2 separate regions of the Homo sapiens genome follow, and region 2 is linked to region 1. A link is a contact called in ENCODE Hi-C or POLR2A ChIA-PET data. All regions are on one chromosome and are shown on one strand. Each heading gives the region's core, a stretch centred on a gene start or an enhancer-like site at or near the end of the contact. The rest is flanking DNA. Distances are from core to core; before and after follow the strand shown. Region 1 overlaps MYO18A (myosin XVIIIA). Region 2 has its middle 5.4 kb from the start of CRYBA1.

Evidence for each region. Hi-C counts contacts between places; a loop is a spot of excess contacts on that map. ChIA-PET counts read pairs that join two places held with the same protein, here RNA polymerase II (POLR2A). Pooled maps may share reads with other maps.
Region 2: a loop to region 1 is called in a pooled map, with 4 times the contacts of the local background. The contact joins two enhancer-like sites. A Hi-C loop is called at or near these places in 5 of 50 pooled maps. POLR2A ChIA-PET finds 5 or more read pairs at or near these places in 4 of 52 experiments (GM10248, MCF 10A, PC-9 and 1 more).

What each region holds. Positions count from the first base shown.
Region 1 is chr17:29,122,755-29,126,942 of GRCh38, forward strand. All of the region lies in intron 2 of MYO18A (myosin XVIIIA), which reads right to left. Among named protein-coding and RNA genes, the nearest start is that of MYO18A, 56 kb to the right of the region's middle. Within about 2 kb of position 2,322, at least 14 of the 41 ENCODE cell types and tissues checked have a DNase peak (open chromatin) inside an H3K27ac peak, as active enhancers do; they include PC-9, where a contact is called at or near this core.
Region 2 is chr17:29,239,384-29,243,571 of GRCh38, forward strand. No RefSeq gene overlaps it. Among named protein-coding and RNA genes, the nearest start is that of CRYBA1, 5.4 kb to the right of the region's middle. Within about 2 kb of position 1,693, at least 11 of the 41 ENCODE cell types and tissues checked have a DNase peak (open chromatin) inside an H3K27ac peak, as active enhancers do; they include PC-9, where a contact is called at or near this core.

The sequences.
Region 1 (4,188 bases), core at 1,072-3,571:
GCGGGGAGTCGCCTGGACTTCGCAGTACAGAATGATAGGTGGGCTCAGAGCCCTGGCCTCAGCCCTGGCCCTCCCCTCCAGAGGGTGCTCTACCCGGACCGGGGGACAGTGCCCAGGTGCACACATCAGCCTCCCTGCTCCTTCTCCATGCCGCCATCAGCAAAGACCCCTGTCACACAGACCTAGTGGACACGCTAATGCCATACAAAGGCACGAGGCAGTGCGGCCAGAGATATGGGGGTAGGGGCAGCCCTGCCCTGTCAAACACAGGGAGAGGCTTACACGTTATACAGATGGGCACAGGAGTGGTGTAAAGGGGCTAGAAGCCCCCAGAGGCCTCAGGAGGTCACCAACTCAGACATAAGCATTCATAGGTACTGACGGTGTGGGGCTGTCAAACCTGGCACCCTCTAAGAAGGACACTTGAACTGGGAAGAAACGGTGTCTGGGGGAGCTGGGGAAACAGACGAGGGACCCAGGGCCCATCGGGCTCCTCTTGTTGTGTGTGGGCGAAATGGCAGCAAGGTCATCCCGTGCCCCGGGTGGGGGATGGGCACCCCAGTGGCATGGACCCACCCTCAGGTTAGCCCGAGCCCCTACACTCTCGGAGGGCCCCAGCTGTGAGGCACAGTCAGCCTGAAACCTGAGGCCCAGGCATGGACACTGGCTGGGTCCTGACCCCCTGGGTGAGAAATCAGGAAAAGATAAGAAAACATAAGAAGTATGTTCTTTGTCACATTTCTTGGAGTTGAAAGTAAAGGAGACGTGGGCTCTCCTCTCAGGTTGGCTTCTGGCTTTAGACAGATCCCTCCAGTGCTGGACGGCCCTTCCCCAGATTGGAGTAGGAGGGCTGGGCTGCACCAGTGGCTCCCAGATCTCCGGGTTTCATGGACCCATGAAATAACTCTGAATAGGAGGATCACCACGTGGCTGGCCACATTTTGGTGTGTTAAGTGAGGACATTAAAAAGGCTAGTTCTTTATATTTGAAGAACTATAACTATAAAAATCATGGCCAGGTGCAGTGGCTCACACCTGTAATCACAGCACTTTGGGAGGCTGAGGTGGGTGGATCACGAGGTCAGGAGATCGAGACCATCCTGGCTAACACAGTGAAACCCTGTCTCCACTAAAAATACAAAAAATTAGCTGGGCATGGTGGCGGGCACCTGTAGTCCCAGCTACTTGGGAGGCTGAGGCAGGAGAATGGCGTGAACCCAGGAGGTGGAGCTTGCAGTGAGCCGAGATTGCGCCACTGCAGTTCAGCCTGGGCGACAGAGCGAGACTCCATCTCAAAAAAAAAAAAAATCATTACAATGTTGTATATATATATTTTTTCTCAAATCACATAAGACAGGGGAGACCTTTATGTTGAATAGACACCTTCTATGGGCCAGGTATTTGGGGACTGATGAATAAGGTGACATCATAGCCTGTAACTAACTCCCTTAAAGCTCATCTGAAAATGGGTTTCTCACATTGGCCAGGAGGTGGAGACAGAGAATGTCTCACGTTCAGGCATGGGCTGGGAAGAGGGCAGAGATTCTGCCTTTCCAGCTTTCTCTCTCCAGAGTGAGCAGAGTTGAAACACCTAGAACTCAACCAGGCCCCCCTTGGGCTCCAGTGGCTGAGAACCACATGCCACATGGGCCCAACTTGAAGGGCGACACTCGGTCTAGATGCTCCCCAGGGGCCTGACACAGAGCTGCACCATCTCAAGCTCCCGGCACTACCTCCCGCTGGGGTCCTCCCAGACACAGGGTGGGAGCCTGGAGGGGAAAGAGGCCTTACACTCCAGCAGGAGGCCCGAGCACAGACGCCAGCCCAGGTGCAGGCCAGTGGGGCTAGGTGGTCACTGGAGGGAGCGGAGGGCTCCTGAGTGGGGGGAGAGCACCCTACCTGGCTGTGGGCATGAGAGGCGGCCTCAGAGTCCAGCTACCGACAGCAAGCAAAGGAGAGAGAGAGAAGAAGGGTGAAGATAAGCAGACCACTGGCACGCCCCCTTCAGCAAGTGCTCCTGAGTCAAGTGGGCCGGCACTCTCTAGTTGTCCAAGGCTCGGGGTGAAGGTGGGGGAGCTTGGTGCCAGGACCTGGGACCTGGCCTGAGCAGGTGAACTGCACCCAGTCAAGGAGAGGCCAGGAAGGTGAAGAGACACTAGTGACCATCAGGCCTCTCAGAGGAGATGCTCCTCTAAGTCATTCCCGGTGGCCCGGGCAGGAGTCTGCCACTCTGCCTCTGGCCGCAGTCTCTCCTGGGCTGGCCATCCGGTCTATTCTGAATCAGGCTCCCTCTTCTGTGTGTCTACCAGGTCAGGCCACCTCACCACACCCAAGGCCTGGGCCCCCTGCCAGCCTCTTGCCTTATCTCCAGAGCATTTCTCAGCCTAGCTCCCCTGTGGCCACCAGCACAGAGCTGTTCCTTGCCTTCTAACACAGCCCAAGGGTGCCACTCCCTAGGCCAAGGGCTGTGTTCAGAGCTGTCGCCCTGCACCTCTCATAGAACACAGCTCCCAGCAGCTTGCAGTCTAGAATCTCTTCCTCAACCCCGACGTACCCTATAGCACTCCCACCTCTGCCAGCCAGGCACACCGACCCCATCTAGATCCAACCTGGGGACCACTTGACAGCTGCCCAAGAGCAAAGGCACTGTGGGCAAACCCTGTGGCCAGCCGTGACCTCTCTGGTTACTTAAAGCCCTGAAAAGCCTTTCTGGGGAGGAAGGCAAGTCAACCAGGACTTGGATGTTACCTGTTAGAAATCGGCAAGGAGTTATCAGGCCCCACCTGGGTCTAGAGAGCCAGGTCACCAAAAATAGCGACAGCAACCTTCCTTACCACCCGCCAGGCCCTGACACCAACACATGTCCTCGAGGCAGGACAATGTGGCCAGAGAAAGGGACTGGGCCCTGAGCGAGGAGGGGTGCCCTCCCACATGCACAGGACTTTGGGCTCTCTGGAGGAACCACTCTCCCCAGAGCACTTCTCTCATTTCTTTAAGAGAGAGCCCAACATGAGGGCCCACAGGCCGCCATGGAGCCATCTTCATGGTCAGCGCGCCTACAGACACACACAGGGTCCTGCCGCCAGCCTCAGGAAGAGGGCGGCCAGGGACTGGGACCCACACACAAGAGTGGCATTACAGAAGCTGTGAAGATCCTCTCCAGCCGCTGGTGGGCCTCTTCCACGGGGGTCAGCTGGACCTTGGCAGCTCCTGCCTAAAGGTTAAACCACTATTAGTCCCAGCCCAGAAATGGAGAGGCCACAGCATGCGGAGCTCCCAGCCCAGGAAGCCACTGGGACCCACTAGGGAAGGGGAGCAGCGCCAGGGAGCAAGCCGCGCGGCAATCTGAGTTTTTAAACCATCAGATTAGAAAAAAAAGAACAAGTGCCTGGGAGTTCTGGGGTTATTTCTTCCCACCTGCCTATCTTGAGCACCAAATGGCCCTATTATCCCACTTGCCCTCTGGACCCTTCCCCAGGCCCAGGTGACAGGTGGCTAAACTCCAGGTCAGGGCATGTCTCAGCTCCCATCTCCTCCCTTGTGAGAGGAGGAGGGACGGGGAGGAGGGACGGGGAGGAGGGAGGGGAGGGCAGCCGCCCGGGAACAGGACCACGACACTCCCCACCTGCTTATGGGTTCTCCAGAGCGACCAACAGTTCTGCCCATACCCTGCCCAAAATGCCCATGCCAGCTCCTCCCTGTGAGCAGGAACAGGCACTTCCCTGATTCACAGAGTGGGCCAGGTGGGTGGGGGAAGCGGCGGCTGGCTTTTCTCTAAGTGCTGCAATGCCCAGGAAGAATGGGGAGCAACAAGGCTCCCCAGGTCCCAGGAGGTAACAGTCAGGGAGGGCCTCAAGGCCTCTCAGGCTATTCCCCCATACCCTCCAGACCCCTCTCCTTCCAGCCAGAAGGAGCCTGCATGAGCACAGGGAAGTAGTGGCAAAACTTGATGCTCCTCTCCCACACCCTGGGAGGCCTCAGCAGGGTCCAAAAAAGGGAAGCTTGAAGAGAACTGTCCCCAACTCAGAGGCCAGCCAAGAAGGCAACACTTTCCAAGGGAAAGAGGCTGGACTGACCCTCCCTCCTGCTTCTCAGCCTCCTGCCCCACCCAGAGAACACTTTCTGGGAAGATAGGGTTGCCCCTATATCCCAAGGGGCCCACTGTACCCATCTGCCATCCAAGCACAGG
Region 2 (4,188 bases), core at 443-2,942, 120 kb after region 1:
GAAAGAAAAAAGGGTTCACTTTCCCTGGGTCCCTGGGTCCAGGATTTCTGCCTAAAGCATGTCCTGTCTGGGATTACAAATAGATGACTTACTTTTGAATGGGGATTGAAGTTTTGGTTGCTACCACCATACACTGAACATACGCATTTAAAATTGAGATTGTCTTTTTTGTGATTTAAAGTAACTATCTAGGCCCAGTTGAGGTGACTCAGGCCTATAATCCCAGCACTCTGGGAGGCCAAGGCAGGCAGATCACCTGAGGCCAGGAATTTGAGACCAACCTGGCCAACATGGCGAAACCCCATCTCTACCAAAAAATACAAAAATTAGCCAGGCGTGGTGGTGGGTGCCTGTAATCCCAGCTAACTGGGGGGCTGAGGCACAAGAATCACTCAAATCCGGGAGGTGGAGGTTGCAGTGAGCCAAGATCACACCACTGCACTCCAGCCTGGGTGATAGAATGAGGCTCGGTCTCAAAAAAATAAAATAAAATAGGCCGGGTGTGGTGGCTCACACCTGTAATCCCAGCACTTTGGGAGGCTGAGGTGGGCGGATCACCTGAGGTCAGGAGTTTGAAACCAGCCTGGCCAACATGGTGAAACCCCATCTCTACTAAAAATACAAAAATTAGCCAGGCGTAGTGGCGGACACCTGTAGTCCCAGCTACTTGGGAGGCTGAGGCAGGAGAATCGCTTGAACCCAGGAGGCAGAGGTTGCAGTGAGCTGAGATCACGCCATTGTGCTCCAGCCTGGGTGACAGAGCAAGACCGTCTCAAATAATAATAATAAAAAAATAAAAATAAAATAAAAGTAACCATCTAACTTTTTATTACCAACAAGTGTCAAGAAAAGCCATGAGACCATTCAAATTTACATCTAAGGCAAAGAAGAGAAACTAGCCCCACCAGAAAAAGAAATAAATAAAGGGGCCGAGGAGATGAGAATAAAGTTGCTTTCCTAGCTACTCTGTTGTTCACACGAGTCAAGAGGAAGAGGGATGCCTATAAGCAACATGATAAAAAATACAGACTTTTGAAACAAAGAGAATTGAGTTTGTAATGTGGCTCTGCCACTTCCTAGCTTATGTGGCCTCAGGTTGATAACATAAGTTCTCTGAGTGTTTTCTGCATTAGAAAATGGAGCTAGTTAGGCATATCTCCCAGGGTTATTTGGGAGCACTAAACTAGATAACATTTGGAAAAAGACTTAAAAACATATTGGTTTTCTTCCTTTCTCCTCTTTGTTATAGGATGCTGTGGTTGGCTGGTCAGCCTGGGTAAGCCAGGGAAGATTTCCTGCAGGTGGTGACTCTTTACACTGTCTTCTCCAAAGGACAAAAGAGAAGCAGATTGGCAGAGGCGGATCATGGGATGCTCCAGACAAAAGCAAGAGGAGACTAGGGTTGGCAGATAAAACGCAGGATACATACCCAATTAAAGCTGAGTTTCAGATAAACAACAAATATTTTTTGAGTAGAAAAAAATGTTTGAGATCTACTGATACTGAAAAAAAAAGCCATTATTTACCTGATATTCACATTTAATTTAGTGTCCTATATTTTTACTTGCTCAGTCTAGCAACCCTGAATGATACAGAGTTGGACTGCTTGGCTACAGTGGAGAGAGTGGGCTGAGTGTCACACAATAGGACAAGTCCCATCCTTGTACCTACTTTTCTAGCTGTTTCATAGGGGTTCTAGTTGAGAGGAAGTGACTAAATCTGCAGTATTGAGAAATTCACTTAGACTGAGTTGAATTGAGATGCTCTGAGTCATTTACACACAGAGCAAGCAGGCTGTGGAGGCTGGGCCCTTAGGACAACAGCTCTCCCAGCAGGTTGGCATCCTTTTATGCCTGGAAGCAGAGGAATGGATGACCTCAGAAAGGGTTCAGAAAGAAATGGAGGCAAGTTCTCCCCCAGTGCCTGCCCTGCTGCCTTTTCAGGCCCAGCCAGGCCCTGGCTCCCCTGCCTGTTTGAAGAGGTAGAAAGGCACAGGGCAAAAAAACAAGATCCTGCAGCAGCAGCCCCTCATGGGGGAGGTGGGTGCAGGCTGAACGCTGACTGGGCCCTTTGCTTTGTACCCATCCTGCTTATTCCCACACAACAAAAGCGCTGCTCAGCCGCCTGGCCAGCTCCATTGTGCACTTACCACAAAGTGCTGAGTCCAAGGGCTTCCCTGGCCCCATGACCTCACTCCCTCTCCCCCGGCCTAGAGGCAAGGCCAGGGAGTCAAAGCCATCCACAAAATTCCACTGAGCATCTATGCTGCTTGGCGTGTAGCCCTGGTGTCCAGAAGCCCAAGGTTCGAAATGCCCTGGTTACATATGGGGAGCTGTCATGGTCCTCTTAATGTCAGATATCACCTCTAAATCTAACAGTGCACCCCGCTGGACAGCCAGTTGTCTCATTCAGTTGTGCAATGGGTGTGCAGGCTGAGAACACAGTTTGCAACCTGTGTCCCCAAAAGATCCATGCCCTCTAGAAAACTAGACTGACAGAATACGCTGCTAAAATTTAATAAAGAAAAATATCGGAAAACAAGAAAAATGGAGTGAATTTTCCAAATTCAAAGGAAACATTTTTTATCTGAATTTTTTTTCTAAAATCTGTGCTACTTGCTCCCACTTGTCTCTATGAGAATTTAGCAAAAGATGGTATCTGACTTGGCACAGTCAGTAATGCAATTACCATGTGGTGATGAGTTCTGAGTACCTAGCATTGCTCTAAATCCCTTTATTTCCCTTCATCTGATAGCAGTGGTTAAGGTAGATATTATCACCCTATTTTGTGCCAGGAAGAAAGAAGATGGGCTTTGCAGTCAGATAGACATATACTGAAGTCCCTGCTAGGTTCCCTGGCCCAGAACTTCCCTGGCCTCTCAGAACCTCAGTTAGCTCATCTGTAAAATGGGTATTATTATCTACTTCACGGCATTGTGGTAAGGATTACAAAGACACTGTCTGGTTTTGCAGTCAATGCTCAGTAAGCTGTAGTTATTATTAATAAGGATGAACAGGAGAGACCCATACTCAGCCTGGGAGAAGGGATTCCAAGCTGGTTGCTCCCTTCATTACCACTCCTTGAGTGGCTCTGCTTTAACTTTCCTGGAATGAGATGGGGCTGGGGGCTGCCGCAAGGGAAGCAGCAGTGCCAGACAATGTCAGAGGGGGAATCCGCCAGAACTCTGTTAAAAACTATATTGAGTTGACATTTGGAAGGCTTGGTGGTCAGTACTGGAGAGCTGAGAATCCTCAATCTTTCAGGACTTAAGGTGATTGAGAAAAGTGGATTGAGGCCAGATGAGGACTTATGACTCCAGGAATGTATGATGGATATTTGTAAATTGTTCTCACAATAACCCTGATTCCCACCCGACCACCACTATAGTTCTGTGCATGTGTGTTTGGGCTTTTCAATCAAACATAAAAGCCTCGCTTCTCTGCAAAAATTAAAAATTAGCTAAGTTGATCTCCATGTACTAGCAATTCAGTAGGATGTAAAGCCCCCATATTACGATGCTGAGGGTGTGTGAAGCCCAAGCAGGCCAGTTGTGGCTGGGGTGAGAAGGCCAAACTCAGCTGGGTGCTCCTAGCAATAAGGACTATGCCACCAGAATCACAAAACCCAGTCATTCATTCATTCATTCATTCATTCATTCGGAATATACTTATTGAGCTAGAAGGTATGCTTAGAGCCGAAGACGTAACAATGACCCAGGCAGGCTGCAGTGGCTCACACTTGTAATCCCAGCACTTTGAGAAGCTGAGGCCAGTGAATCCCTTGAGTCCAGGAGTTCGAGACCTGCCTGGGCAACATGGCAAAACTCTGTCTCTACAAACAAATACAAAAATTAGCTGGGCATGATGGCGCACACTTACCATCTCAGCTACCTGAGAGGCTGAGTTGGGAGGATCGCTTGAGCCCGGAAGGTGGAGGTTGCAGTGAGCCATGATCGTGCCACTGCACTCCAGCCTGGGCAACAGAATGAGACCCTGTCTTAATAAAAAAAAAAAAGAGAAAGAAACAACCAAAAAAAAAAAAAACCTCAGTGAACTAGACAGATGAGGCTCCTGCCCTTATAGAGCATGGAGGCTAGTGGAAGAATTAGATAGGTAAACAATGTTTTATTTTTTAAAATCACTTAGTCTTAATAGAAAATATGTTCCCAATGTTCAAAATTTAAAGATT